Regions from separate parts of the Mus musculus genome. Here region 2 is linked to region 1. Evidence: chromatin loops called from intact Hi-C (ENCODE). Cell type or tissue: heart. All regions are shown on one strand. Each heading gives the region's core, and the rest is flanking DNA. Links, peaks and the distances in the headings are about the cores only. Region 1 holds the start of Lpar6 (lysophosphatidic acid receptor 6). Region 2 holds the start of Rcbtb2 (regulator of chromosome condensation (RCC1) and BTB (POZ) domain containing protein 2).

What was found. Hi-C counts contacts between places; a loop is a spot of excess contacts. Peaks named below come from ENCODE experiments on the same cell type or tissue, not always from the same donor. Only the 100,000 strongest peaks of a DNase experiment are listed, where the experiment ranks them.
Region 2: it touches region 1 in a loop (5-fold over the local background); 9 of 42 quality-filtered maps call a loop at or near these places.

The regions. Positions count from the first base shown.
Region 1 is chr14:73,235,091-73,241,971 of GRCm38, forward strand. The region is part of intron 17 of Rb1 (RB transcriptional corepressor 1); the gene reads right to left. It overlaps Lpar6 (lysophosphatidic acid receptor 6), which reads left to right and starts at 2,801. Exons shown (of 1, transcript NM_175116.4): 1 at 2,801-5,268. The coding sequence starts at 3,511. The coding sequence ends at 4,545. RefSeq lists an enhancer at 1-1,236. In heart, for the core only: CTCF peaks have their summits at 1,459 (motif pointing left) and 3,160; DNase peaks (open chromatin) are centred at 2,911 and 3,541; H3K4me3 peaks cover 3,100 bases; H3K27ac peaks cover 3,098 bases.
Region 2 is chr14:73,140,302-73,147,182 of GRCm38, forward strand. Rcbtb2 (regulator of chromosome condensation (RCC1) and BTB (POZ) domain containing protein 2) reads left to right here and starts at 2,209. Exons shown (of 15, transcript NM_001170694.1): 1 at 2,209-2,292. In heart, for the core only: no CTCF peak of the experiment used is centred there; a DNase peak (open chromatin) is centred at 2,970; H3K4me3 peaks cover 2,439 bases; H3K27ac peaks cover 2,313 bases.

The DNA.
Region 1 (6,881 bases), core at 1,350-5,349:
CACATGCTTTATTCATGCATAAAGAATCTACACTAGTAAAAGACAGTCTAGATTCCTTCTAGATTTTTCTATAGAGAAAACCCTTCAAGTGTTTCAGGGATTTGTTTTGGAGAATAGCAGATAGTTTTGGAGAATAGCTAGCAAGGCTTGAAATCCTCCTTCAAATCTGCTTCTTGTGTGCTCTGAGTCATGGTGTCTCAGAGTTCCAGAAAGGTAGGATAAAACCAGGGCCCAAGGAAGGAGATTTCAAGGGCCCTGGAGTCAGATCCTGTGCACTAAAATGGTAAACTTTACTCTGCACTGAACCATATATAGTTAATCTACCAACTGATAATATGCTTAGCTAGAATTGTAGTTTGACATTTGATGCTTTTCCTAAAACAAAGCTAATAACAAATGTCCTTTCGCAACTAAGTATTTTTGTCAACAGGAAAGCACACACATGGATACACATGTGAAGATCCATAGTGCATTTCAGAGCTGAAAGGAGACTTTCCCGGATACTCTTATTACATAAAGGCAACACATACACAGTTCTAAAATAAAATGTATCAGATTCCTGCCATCATAAACCTTCCTTTGTGTCTCAGACTACCATATCGTTTTTATTTTACCACTGTGTAAATAAATTATTATTTAAGATTTTATTTTAGTTAACACTTATTACATTTAAACTGAATAATGTTTAGAATGGATTTGTTTAGAATGGTGTTAGAGTTTCACTTAATCACTTGCTGGGATGCTGGAGTCTGAGCACAGGGCCTCCTACATGGAGCTCCAACACTGTTCCAACCTGCAAATCTTAAAGTAAAAACCTTTTGTAAGTTTTTTTCCCCCCTGTGTATGAGTGTTTTGCCTTCTTGTATGTCTGTGCACTGAGTGCACGCAGTGCCTGCAGAGTCAGACGTGGGTACTGGATATCCTGGGACTGGAGTTACAGACAGGACTGAGCTGCCATTGGGTGCTGACAATCAAACCTGGGCCCTTTGAAAGAACAGGAAGTACTCCAAAATGCTAAGACATCTTTCCAGCATGCCCACCTAGGTATAAGGATTAAAGGCATGTACTACCACGCCCAGCAAATTAGTAACCCTTTTAGACAGACTTTCCTCTACAACTCTTTTTCACTAAGGTATAATCTACATATCACAACATCCTAAAAATCAGCTGACAGTATATTTTACTTATTTATTTTAAAGACCTATTTATTTTTATGTGTATAAGTGCTGGCCTGCATATATGCATGTATATCACATTCATGCATGTTTTCACAATGAAAGTAAACATGGACAGTACCAGGACATAAAACGATTATAATTTGTAAAAATGACAATAAGGGGGCTGGCAAGATAGCTCAGAGGTTAAGCACATTGGCTGTTTTTCCTAAGGTCCTGAGTTCAGTTCCCAGCAACCACATGGTGCTCATAACCATCTATAGTGAGATCTGGTGCCCTCTTCTGAACTGTAGGTGTACATGCAAGCAAAACACTGTATACATAATAAATCGTTTTTTAAAATGACAATAAGGAAACTTAAAAGTGGATCACTCAAATTTTATATTTTTCCTAAAATAACTATTAACAGAAAAGTTTCTTCATGGAGAAGAAAATGTTATTAAGTGTCCCTTTTTTCATTACTGCACTCAAAGTTCCCATCTTCCAATAGGAACACATTTGCATCTGTTTTCCACACCAAAACCAAAGCAAAGAAGTTCAGACCCTCAATCTTTACCGCCTATAAGACTGTATTATTTGATCATAGATGACTTCCTAATCAAAACAATAAAAAGATTATAATTCACCATCAAAAGTAATCAAATTTAAAAGGTATAGAACACATGATACATGCTCTTAAGTATACATCTTAATATGTAAACTAAGGTGTCTATAGAGAAACTTGCTCTGAAATGCCTTCACTGACCCCAAATGAAGGGTTTCAGCTTCAAATTTAGAGATGAAAGTAGATCTGGAATATACCCCAACACACAGCCAACATGTAAAAGAAACTGAAGGGAGAGACGGAGGAAAGGAGAATAAAATCATGGAAACTACATTTAGACAAACAGTAGAACTGAGATTCTCTGCTGTAAGTTATTTCAATTAACTCAGAAGGGGGGAGCCCGTTTTACAAAGCACACTTTCCCACTATGCTTATATTAAGTTGTGGGCAAAAGACTGACACTGTACTAAAAGTAAAAGTTTTGGAGTACTATTCTCACTACTGAGTTATAATCCTCCGGGGGGGGGGCATACTTAATGTAGTCTTTGGTGTATTAAAATTGAACTAGCTCTAGAAAATTAGTTTCAAAGAAAAATGTTAGAACATTATTTATCAAAAACTAAAGAGATCCAGGATTAAAGCTACTCACAATCATGCCAATTAAGTTAAATGCTGGAGAGCAATTAAAAAACACCAGATACTAAGAGAAGCAGGACTGCCTGCCTCAGTCAAAGGCTTTATATAAACTCTTAAGGTTCTGCCTTCAGGCACAAACAGTTCTTTAATGTGCCACTCATATCGCCTACATTTCAATTTATAAACATATATACACCCATCTGCATTTTATTTCTTTAAAGAAGGCAATATCCCAACTACAAGAGCAATAGAAGAGAAAGAATCTACCTTATGTTTCTTTCTTTCTCTTACTTATTACTAACTAAAGCAAATCAAACCACTTTGGAGAAGTTGTCAGAATCCCCGGAAAGCATTTTGGCATAAAAAGAGTTAACACCCAACTCAGCTGGGCAGCCAGTGACCATTTGCAAGCCTCCTAGGTACATTCCCAGCAGACACATTATCAGATTAAAGGAACTGCAAACAACTGGGTTGAAGCCTTCCTTTGTCCAAACCCAGCCTCTTCTTCCTGTGATGTCATATTACAAATCTGGGAAGGCTTTCTTGCTCACTTCAGAGACAGCCCATCTCACAATACAGCTGGCAACCTCCGAAAGGCCTCTCCATTCAGCAAGCGCGAACATGCTTAGGAATTTATCTGGGATCCCTTAAACGACTGCCTATCGCCGTCCGGAATCAATGTAGAAATACAAAGTTTGAGAATAAAAAGAAGGAAGAAGTACCCGAGGACGACGGGCGGACGGACGCACGGCGAGTGTTTGTGACTGAAGTAAAGCTGGTTTGGACCCTGGCGGCTGAAGCACAAGTTTCCACGCGGACTGGTCTGGTCCGACTTGGAACAGTTTTTCCTTACACTTTCAGCTTTATGGGTTGGCTTCCTTGACTGCATTTTCTGTCAGTTAACTAAACTCCAGACTCATGGATTTTCTCGACCAGAAAATCAGACTATTTTCCTGAATAATCTACTAGAAACTTTTACGGAACACATTTCATGTTTCCTTTGAAGAGTTAAGAGAAGAAAGTATTTGTAAGAACAGGAAAAGAAACAAATACTTTGCAAATAAACTGGCTGCTGCTGTGACCACATCTGAATAGCAAAGGCGATCGATCAAGCGCTGCGGACAAAAGGCCTCCTGTAAGCTGCACTGCCTGACAATGGTAAGCTCCAATGGCTCCCAGTGCCCTTATGACGACTCCTTTAAGTACACTCTGTACGGGTGCATGTTCAGCATGGTCTTCGTGCTTGGGCTGATATCCAACTGTGTTGCGATATACATTTTCATCTGTGCCCTCAAAGTGAGAAATGAAACTACAACGTACATGATTAACCTGGCAATGTCAGATTTACTTTTCGTCTTTACTTTGCCATTTCGGATTTTTTACTTTGCAACACGGAATTGGCCATTTGGAGATCTACTCTGTAAGATTTCAGTAATGCTGTTTTACACCAATATGTATGGAAGCATTCTGTTCTTAACCTGTATCAGTGTAGATCGATTTCTGGCAATTGTCTACCCATTTAAGTCAAAGACTTTAAGAACGAAACGAAATGCAAAGATCGTTTGCATTGCTGTGTGGTTCACAGTGATGGGAGGAAGTGCGCCTGCAGTTTTCTTTCAGTCGACCCACTCTCAGGGGAACAATACCTCAGAAGCCTGCTTTGAGAACTTTCCAGCGGCCACATGGAAAACTTATCTCTCCAGGATTGTGATTTTCATTGAAATAGTGGGCTTTTTTATCCCTCTCATTTTGAACGTAACTTGTTCTAGTATGGTGCTAAGAACTTTAAATAAACCTGTTACATTAAGTAGAAGCAAAATGAACAAAACTAAGGTTTTAAAAATGATTTTTGTCCACTTGGTCATCTTCTGTTTCTGTTTTGTGCCCTACAACATCAACCTCATTTTGTACTCGCTCATGAGGACACAGACCTTTGTTAACTGCTCTGTGGTGGCGGCAGTGAGGACCATGTACCCGATCACTCTCTGCATCGCTGTTTCCAACTGCTGCTTTGACCCTATTGTTTACTACTTCACCTCAGACACAATTCAGAACTCAATAAAAATGAAAAACTGGTCGGTTAGAAGAAGTGACTCCAGGTTCTCTGAAGTTCAGGGCACTGAGAATTTTATCCAACACAACCTACAGACCTTAAAAAATAAGATATTTGATAATGAATCTGCAATATAAGCTGCCTGACTAAGCCACTGGGACTGCTCCGTGTTCAACTGTGAAAACTGTGTTCTTGGGAACTATCTCTCCGGCTCCAACAGAAAATATTTTTAAAGGAAGTTTGTGTCTGATGTGTTAAACATTAAAATATATTCTATTCTTGTATGCACGCCATTTTACTTTCTTGAACCACTTTAACGTGTTTTTTCCTCATTAAAAAAAAAAAACTCCATAAAGTTAAGGTCTAAAAGCAATTATGATTTAAATAATGTGATATATCTGTACGTTTAAAATTTTGTATATCATGAAATGATTTAATCAGAAATCTGTTAAATGGTTTTATACTGAACCGAGATGTTGTTTACGGAATAGTTTACTAAGTAGATTTCACTTATATTTTATTTTAGATTAAAAGTACTTATCATGCCTTAAACTGTAAACAGTGAAGAAAACCAGTTTGAACTAGTCACACAGTTTTAGAGCATTTCCTCCAAGAGACTACTGCAGTTTTCTGCATGACATTTTATCTTTTTAGGCAACTCATAAAAAAGAAAAGGTATCTAACTATATAGTATATTTTGAAATTACTATTTTGATTTATATTCTGGCTGCAACACCCAATTTCAAAATGATATATAGTATAAAAACTTAGCATAAAGAAACTAATGAAATGTTATCTTGCTAGGTAAATTATTTTGAAAGTACAATAAAAACCTTGTATTTTCAAGAATGTTGGTCTAGAAATCACCAGGACAGTGAAGTGCCTGAGTTTTTAGAATGTGATACATAGCTAAGATTTTTTTTTTTACTTCTTTTCCTCTCTCACTTTAGATCAACTACAGAGTGCCTGAAAATGTTATTTCAAGTGGAAAAAAAACCTTTAAAAATGTTAAACGTATAAAGTAAAGACATAGTTCTTTACATAGAGAGCAACAAATCTAGAAAGACAAATTACTAAGCACAATTATATTTTCATTATACAAAACAGACAAAGGCATGGCTTTGAGACAGAAAAATACCAACTACATCAAAACTTTCATTTTCCAACACATCCTCTTCTAATTTAAGGCATTTTGCAAAGTTTTAATTTTAGAAAAATGATATACATTTGAATTCAGTTAGCCTGTATGGTAAAACAAGTTAATCTTTCAAGTCTGAATACAGCATGAACACACACACACACACACACACACATATGTATGTATATGTGTGTTTATGTATGTATATATATATATGTATACATATATATACATATATACATATATATATATATACACACATATATATATGTTTGTTTGTTTGTTTGTTTGTTTTGTTTTTTGAGACACGGTTTCTCTGTATAGCCCTGGCTGTCCTGGAGCTCGCTTTGTAGACCAGGCTGGCCTCGAACTCAGAAATCCACCTGCCTCTGCCTCCCAAGTGCTGGGATTAAAGGCATGTGCCACCACACCTGGCGAACATATATTTTATAATACATAAATTTACTTTTTTCTGAGTTTGGGCTGCAATGATTTTTGACAAAGCATAGTCATTTTCTATCTTAAATAAGTCTCTTTGTAATAAATAGCACATACATGGATGTTTTCTTTCAATACCCATGTTTTTTTATAGGTAAAGCTAAATGAAAATAAACCTGTAACAAAAAGCAAACTAATGAAAAATAAGCATATCCTAAGAGATGTATATGTTCCACACACATACACACACTGTGAAGTTTACTTCAGTTGCCCTATAGTTCCTGTACTTGATGTCACTCCAAAAGAATGAGATGCATGTAGCAGTCTTAGATATACACTGTAGAGTTGAAAAGCAGTGAGCAGTCCACTGATCAAGAGGAAAGGATCATGGAGTTCTGCATTTCTCCGAACTTTCTATGTGCAGGGTTCATGAGAAAACCCTAAGGAGGAATCTCAAGGCATGTGTCTTACTTTAAAGTCCTAGAAAGGCAGTCATCAAATAACCGTCACTACTAGACTCAGTGGAGAAGATCTTATTGCCCTTGTCTGAACAACAAACATGAGTCAAAAGTTTTGTAAAATTCTTTAAATTTTTTGTTTTTTCAAGACAGGGTTTCTTTGTGTAGTCGTTGCTGCCTTGGAACTTGCTCTGTAGATCAGGCTGCCCTTGAACTCAAGAGATCTACCTGCCTCTGCCTCCTGGGTGCTAGCATCAAACGTATGCACCACCACTGGGCAACTTTGGTAAGATTCTTAACAAAGTGTCACAATAGATTAAAAAGTTGTAATTTTCTCATGTTGATCAAATATTAAGGGCAGGTGATACAGCCGGTGTACAGAGCTTACCTATATGTGAAGACCCTAGGTTTAATACCAACACTACCGAAAAAGAAATTT
Region 2 (6,881 bases), core at 1,296-5,295, 95 kb before region 1:
TGCCCCTGGGGAGTTTTAGTTCTCCTCGCTGATTTTATGTTGACTTTGTAACTGGATATCAGTCCATTCCTGATGACATCCACAAACGCCTTTGATTTTAATTTCAGTTCATTTCCTAAATGTTTCAAAGTATGGTTAGGTCAGGCCCAAAGTGAGAAAAGTTCAGGTGGTGTTTGCCCAGAGATCTGGGGTCCCAATCCTGCTGGTCTTCTTGTCTGAAGTCTCTAGATATACATACTAAGCAAAGCATGCGAACGAGATCACTGTTTCAGGCTTGATACAGGCTGATGTTAAGCTGGTGCAAATTAGACCACAACATTGTACTATAAACATCTACAATACTCAGAGCCCAACCTGCCTGTTGAAATCTGCTCTGCTCGTCCTAGCACCCCACCCACAATCTCCGTCCTTGTTCTTAAAATACTGGGAAAGGCTACTTTGGAGCACACCACTGGCCAGAAATTTGTACAATCATTAGTCAAAGAGCATTTTGTTCAGAACCCTGCTGTTTCAGGCACAAGGAAGAAAGAGCTGAAGAAACTAAAGCGTCGCCTGCCCTTTTGGGGGAGGGGTTCAAATGTTTTCTCTTTCCTCCAGCTTTACATAGAGCAGTGAAAAGGGTCACTCCCCAAGCCTATCACTAGACAGGTACCCTATGAGCAGACAGTATGCTACCCTAGCTCCGTGACAACTCTGCCTTCTAGGACAGACATCCATAAACGCCTCTGAATTGAACTCATCAAAAAATGAAACGGGGTTATCTATGATGGTGCATGCCTACAACCGTATCTGAGGGATTGGTTGGTACGAAGAGTTCAATGTCAGTTTTAGCCATTTGGTCTCAAAATACTTTTTGTGTGTATAATTGCGTCACCTAAAGCAACTGCTTCAATTTCAGGTCTCTTGGTCCATCGTCATCATATGCCATCCAGGGTACCATGGGGATGCAGCAACTGTATCCCTGTACTTCTTAGATATACTCTTGTTTGTTCGTTTTGTTTGTTTCTTCGTTTTGGATTTTTGAGACAGGGTTTCTCTGTGTAGCCCTGGCTGTCCTGGAGCTCACTTTGTAGACCAGGCTGGCCTCGAACTCAGAAATCCACCTGCCTCTGCCTCCCGAGTGCTGAGATTAAAGGCGTGCGTGTGCCACCACCCCGGGCTTAGATATACTCTTAAGAGGTTTATTATTGAGTGAATATAGCCACTTACTTTGAACAAAAGGACTGTTGAATTCTCTATCACTTTAAATGGCTAACCAAAACATGCCTACTTCTTTGACTTACTTATAAGACTAACTTTCTTACATTGTAACATATTTATACCACTGAAACAATCCCTGCATTGATCATGGTATTTGTTGTTGGATCCTATTTGATGACATTTTATTTAGGATTAAAACAATATGTCATCTTTGTCAGGTTTTATCAACATGCTTTGTGAGATATTAAACAGTAAAATGCTCTATTTTAAAGGCAAAGATTTTGGGCCCATAAATTATTACGTGACACACCAACCTCACACTTTTTTCTGGCCTTCCACATCTAGTCCTAACTTCATTTTCTTTTCTCTTTAAGCCCAGCCCATTGTTATAATAAGTTCACAGACTGTTGTTTAGCCTAAGCTGAACTTTCAGCCTCAGGAACCGTGAACTTGCTCAAGACAAAGAGGGGATCAAGCCCGCCTCTTCCAAAAAGCCCTTTGTGGATCCTGTGACCCAGCTTGCAGTTACACTGCTAAGGCCTTCATTATCTGACCCACTTTTTAAAGTCATTTGGAAAGAAACCACATGGTCAAGAGGTAAAAGAAGCCCTGTGGAATGAAGAGATGGATTTGAGTCATCTCTAATCATATGGCCCAAGGCAAATTACCCAAATCTCCATTGTCTTCCCCTAAACTGATGTGTGTGTATATATATATATATATAAACACATACATATATATGTGTATATATTTATTATATATAGCACAATGTTTTAATGTATGTATATAATGTGAGGGCAAAGATCAAGCAAGAGGAGGAGGGATGGAGGCTACGATGTTTGAGGCTAACTTGGGCTAATACAGAGCCCCTGTTTCAAAGCCATAACATTATCTCTTCTCTTAGGACTTTCTAGTGCACACTGCTCATAACTGTAGCCACTATGTAGCATAGCAGCCTTCTTTCTGAGCTTGCTCCTCCTAACTGAAATTTGATCACTAGCCCCACAGGCTCCCTTCTCCCTAGTCCCAGTAACCACCTCTCTACTTTCTGTTGGTGCGACTTGACTTTTTCAGTGCTCCTTAATGAGATCCGTAAGTATTTGTGCTGTATGTCTACTTTGCTTAACATCCTCCAGGTTCATTCCAGATCGTCCCAGGTGACAGGATTTCCTTCATTTTAAAGTCGGACAGCTCTCTGGGCCCTCAAACAAGAGACAATGAGGTGGGCCTCCTGGATGGAGTTGCTAAGACTGGACTAGCGCGCACAGAATGCAATTAGCCTCTTATTTCGCAGCAAGCAGGAAAACCAGCGCCTTTGAATGTAAGACCTAAAACCAGAGAGACACAGCTTCCCCGAAATCGGGGCACTAAGCTAGAAAGCGGGGTCCAGCACAGGGTCCCCAGAGAGGCCAGGGTCGCCGATCCCGGCCGAGGAGGGAGGCGGGGCGCAGCGCGCAGCCCCCTCCCTTCTCTTTGTCCCCTTCCCCTTCCCTCGCTCCCTTGAACTCTCTCCTCCTCCTCTGGTTTCTCTTCTCGCTCCCGCGGCCCCCTCCTCCCCGCACGGCTGAACTCGAGCTCAGCCCGCCAGGCCGGGCCGCTTCAGGGGGAGGCGCCAAGTGTCTGCTGTTCTTGGCCCCGGGCGAGCAGTCCCCGCTGCCGGGGAGCGGAAAGGACGCGCGGCGCGGAGGTAAGCCTGCGTGTGGGCGGCAGGCGCGGGTGGGCGGGCGAGTCCCGGGGGCGAAGGCCAGGCGGAGGCCTCACCCTGCGCCCGGCCCGGTGCGCAGCCGCTGCGGGGGCAGGGCGCAGCGCCAACCCACCCGGGCCGGGGCCCGGCGCGCACGCGCGAGCCCGTGGACCAGGTCGCTGGGGTAGCTCTGGGTTCACGTCCCTTCCCGGGCCCTGGGACCGCGTAGCGGTGCGCATGCGCGCAGGCCCAGCCCGGGGTCCGTTTTGTGCGTCGCCCCGAGGCCACGGCTGTGGGGTTCCCGCTTCCAGTTGGGGGAACCCCTGCCCCTGGTGTCTCCAACCCTCCCGTGCACGCGGCGCGAGCTAGCGGTGACGTTTCCAGGACTTTCCGCTCTTTCCCGCCCGCAGCCGCCTCGCCGACCCCATGGCGGCACACGCTTTAGGCCTTTGGTCCCCGAAGTGGAGGGATGGCTGGGAAGGCCTGGCTGTCCTAAGGGTTTTCAGTCCTTTGGGCGTTGCTGAGGCCGGAAGTGGAGGAGTTTAGAGGTGAAAAACTTTTCCCGATGCCCCTTCTTGGCGGCGATGGAACTTCCGCCTGAGTTGAAGCTAGGCTTCCAGCCGCCTTTTTGCCTTTCTTTACAAGGTAAAGATTTAACTCGGACTGTAGCAGAGGACACCGAGGTGCTGCTCCCTTGCACACCCTGAGATTGCCCTGGCTGCACGGACTAAGCTTGGCCACATTGGGCCACTTGACGAGTTTGTTGTGACAATCAGAGAGATTTAATAAATGTGGCCACGTTGGGAAAGGGAACAAAGAGAGGTTCAGTGACCCAGGACCCCTTAGAGGCCCTAACTTGAAGTTTAGGTTTAAATCGTGAGCAAGGGGTGTATGTGCAGAGTTGGCCTGGTCCAGGTTTGGTCCGGCCTGTCACTGACCCATCCTGTCTCGTCTCGGCTTCAGTCACAATTCCTTGGAGTCCAAAGCCTGATACCTGAACGGAGAGGCGAACATGTTTCTCTTTAGAATTATCTTCCATCCTGATAGAACGGTTTTGGCGATTAAAGCCGAGTAAAAGAGACCGAGTTCACAGTCCTGTGGAACTTGGTTCTTTAGTGCATTCATGTGATGGTCACTGTTTAACGGTCATTGAGTCCGCTCTGTATTCGCACCTTCCTAGTAAAATCTGTCACCGTATTGGACAATGGCATGCAGGTAAGTCAGTTTCCAGGGCTACTATGGAGACTAGCAATGCCATAACTTCTGTGCTCTCTAGTCACGTGGTTATGAGTTAAACCGAAAAATCCCGATACTTTCAACTCTTACCTATACACTGGGAAGAGCAGTGACACCTGTCACAGTGGCAGTGCTGTAGGACTCAGGATGGAGCATCGAAGTATTCCCTCCTAAAAGGACTTTCCATTCACCACAGAAAATGAAGAAGTCAGAATCTTTCATATAGGAAAAACTAAGCAAATAACCTCTGCAGGTGTGCTCAGAAAAACTACGTAGCCAACTTTCCGTATCCTTATATTCTGCAACCGTGGATTCAACAAATCTTGAATTGGAAATATTAAGAAAGACCCTTGACTGGACATATAGAATTTGGGGGAGGGGGATTATTATTAACAATAAAATACATCAGCGTTTTAAATTTAGTTTTTTCTTTTAAGACGTGTACTTCACTGGCTCCGACTGGCCTGAACAATGTGTCAGGGTAGCCCAGGTTGGCCTGGGATTGAAGAGCAGCTTCAGCTTCTCCAGTATTGAGGTCACAGGCACCAAGCCTGGAAGGATAGCAACCACCCACACTAGTGTTAGTCCTAGGGCTGGCTGGAAGTACACAGGAGGGGGTGTGCCTGGCTGCATGGCACATTGCTTCTTTTGTAAGTGACTTGAACATTGACAGAGTATAGACTTGCTGGGGTTTGGGTCCTGCAGCAGTCTCACTCTACTCTGGCTTACTGTACCTTAATGTCCCCCGACATGAAGTCATGGAGATGACTAGTGTGATGCCATGATTTCAGCGATCCCTAGAGGTGGTTTTATATGAGCCAGACAAATGTAAGCGGCCATTGGCTGTAAAGGACTTAGAGGGGACATGGATGAAGAGGGACTATTTTAGGACATGAAGTGTGTGGTTCCCTTGAGGTCTTTCATTTAAATGAAGTAGATCAGACACTCCATGCTCAGGCACGAAAAAAACTATTATTCTTACGGTATACCTGCAGGGAATGCTCTTATTTCCCTTTGTCCATTGGAGATTATCATATTTAATTTCAGCTTTAACAAAGCTGAAGAGAAGTTAAAATGCCTAGTAGATATTGCTGTTTTCAAAGTTTATCTGATTTGATTTATTATAACAAATCAAAATTGTTGGGGAAAGGATGCTGGGAAAAGAATCATGAGTGTGGCAGAGGGGCATTAAAGTCTCCGTCCAAGGCTGAAAATAAGTGGGAATGCCCCCTTACGCAGATCAGCCCCCCATCTGTAAAGAATATTCATAATGTCTGTCATGGGATGCTTCAGGTGACTCTTCTCGCTTCCCTTATCTGGAAGAAGCATGTGTCTCTTTCAGGTGGTGACTTCAATCTGAAACATGATCTGAAGGAGATTGAAAGTACAGTAGATCATTAAACATCAGGCTGACACTCGAGTGTGTGTTTTTAATGTCTTCAGCTCTACTCATCTAACCTGAGCTAATGTACATTGTTCTTCCCACCCCCAGTACACTTTTGAGCTAACAAGTGCTGATGAATGATAGCTAAACTTGAGTGTTTTCTATACTGTGCCAAGTGTATAAAAAAGGATTCCCAAGAGGAAGCAAGTGGAGGTCGAGGATCCACTGTATTCAGGAATCATGTTGTTGAGCCAAGTCTTTAATAGGATAATAGTTACCTCATCTATTAATACCTATTTAAGCATTGCATGTATAAGAAATTACCTCTCAAATGGACTTACAGATGGCTCTCTGTGTCAGCTCATGTCACTTATGGAGCAACATAAAATATATTTTCCCACTTGACGGTGACGTTTTGTCATCAGTGTTGAGCTCAGTAAACCAAAGACTACCTCAGCATTGCTGGAGGCTGGTTTACCCTGTGCCTCACTGAGAAATTTGGAAACCAAACAGACAATGACAACAGCAGTTATGTGCCACCATCAGTGCACTCCTTTCCTACGCACTGGGTGGCACTTCCCTTGACAGTGCGCTGGCTTTCCCATTGCTCCTGCATAGTTCTGTCCACCTGGCTATCCACCCTGGTGCACCTAGCAGCTGACTGTTAACATTATTTTTATTCGCTAGATGTAATTGTCATCTTGGAGGCTTATGCCTCTGTCTGGTAAGCTAGGTCTAACACTGAAGCTTCTAGCTCCATACAATTTTATTGAGGCCTAGACTGTTTTCAGCCTTTGAAACTGAATGTTGAATAAACTCACCCTTCCTAGTTCTTTCTGATTGCAGGCTGGCTGATTCAACTCAGGTGTTCTGGCTCAAACACCCCTGAAAGCTGACTGTTTCAATCTGACTTCTCTCTGGGCCACTGACTGAATTGTTGTGCTTGGCCTCATATGCTTGGCAATATGTTCTGATCTTCTGTCTCTTCTCATTCTGTCTTGTTCTCTCTTCGCCTATTGCTTGTTCTCTCTGCAAACTGTAACTCTCCCGGTAGAGCTGCCTCCTCTTCTCTCTCCCTCCCCCTCCCCCTCCCCCTCCCTTTCTGCTGTTCCCTCTTAGGTTCTCTCTCTTTCCTCTCGTGAGTTGGGTGTATTCTGTCTCTGACTCATTCTGTCAAATCTTTCTCTGACTCACTTTGTCTGCCACTCAATTAGAAGTCATTTTCTTTTTTTTTTTTTTTTAGAAGTCATTTTCAAAGATGGGTGCTTCTTCTAGAAACTAACTTTACCTTCATTGTTTGGGACTAAAGGTGTGTACTAAGAGCATGTCTGCATTCCAGCCACAGGGATTAAACATGCATGCTAAAGACTGAGCCAC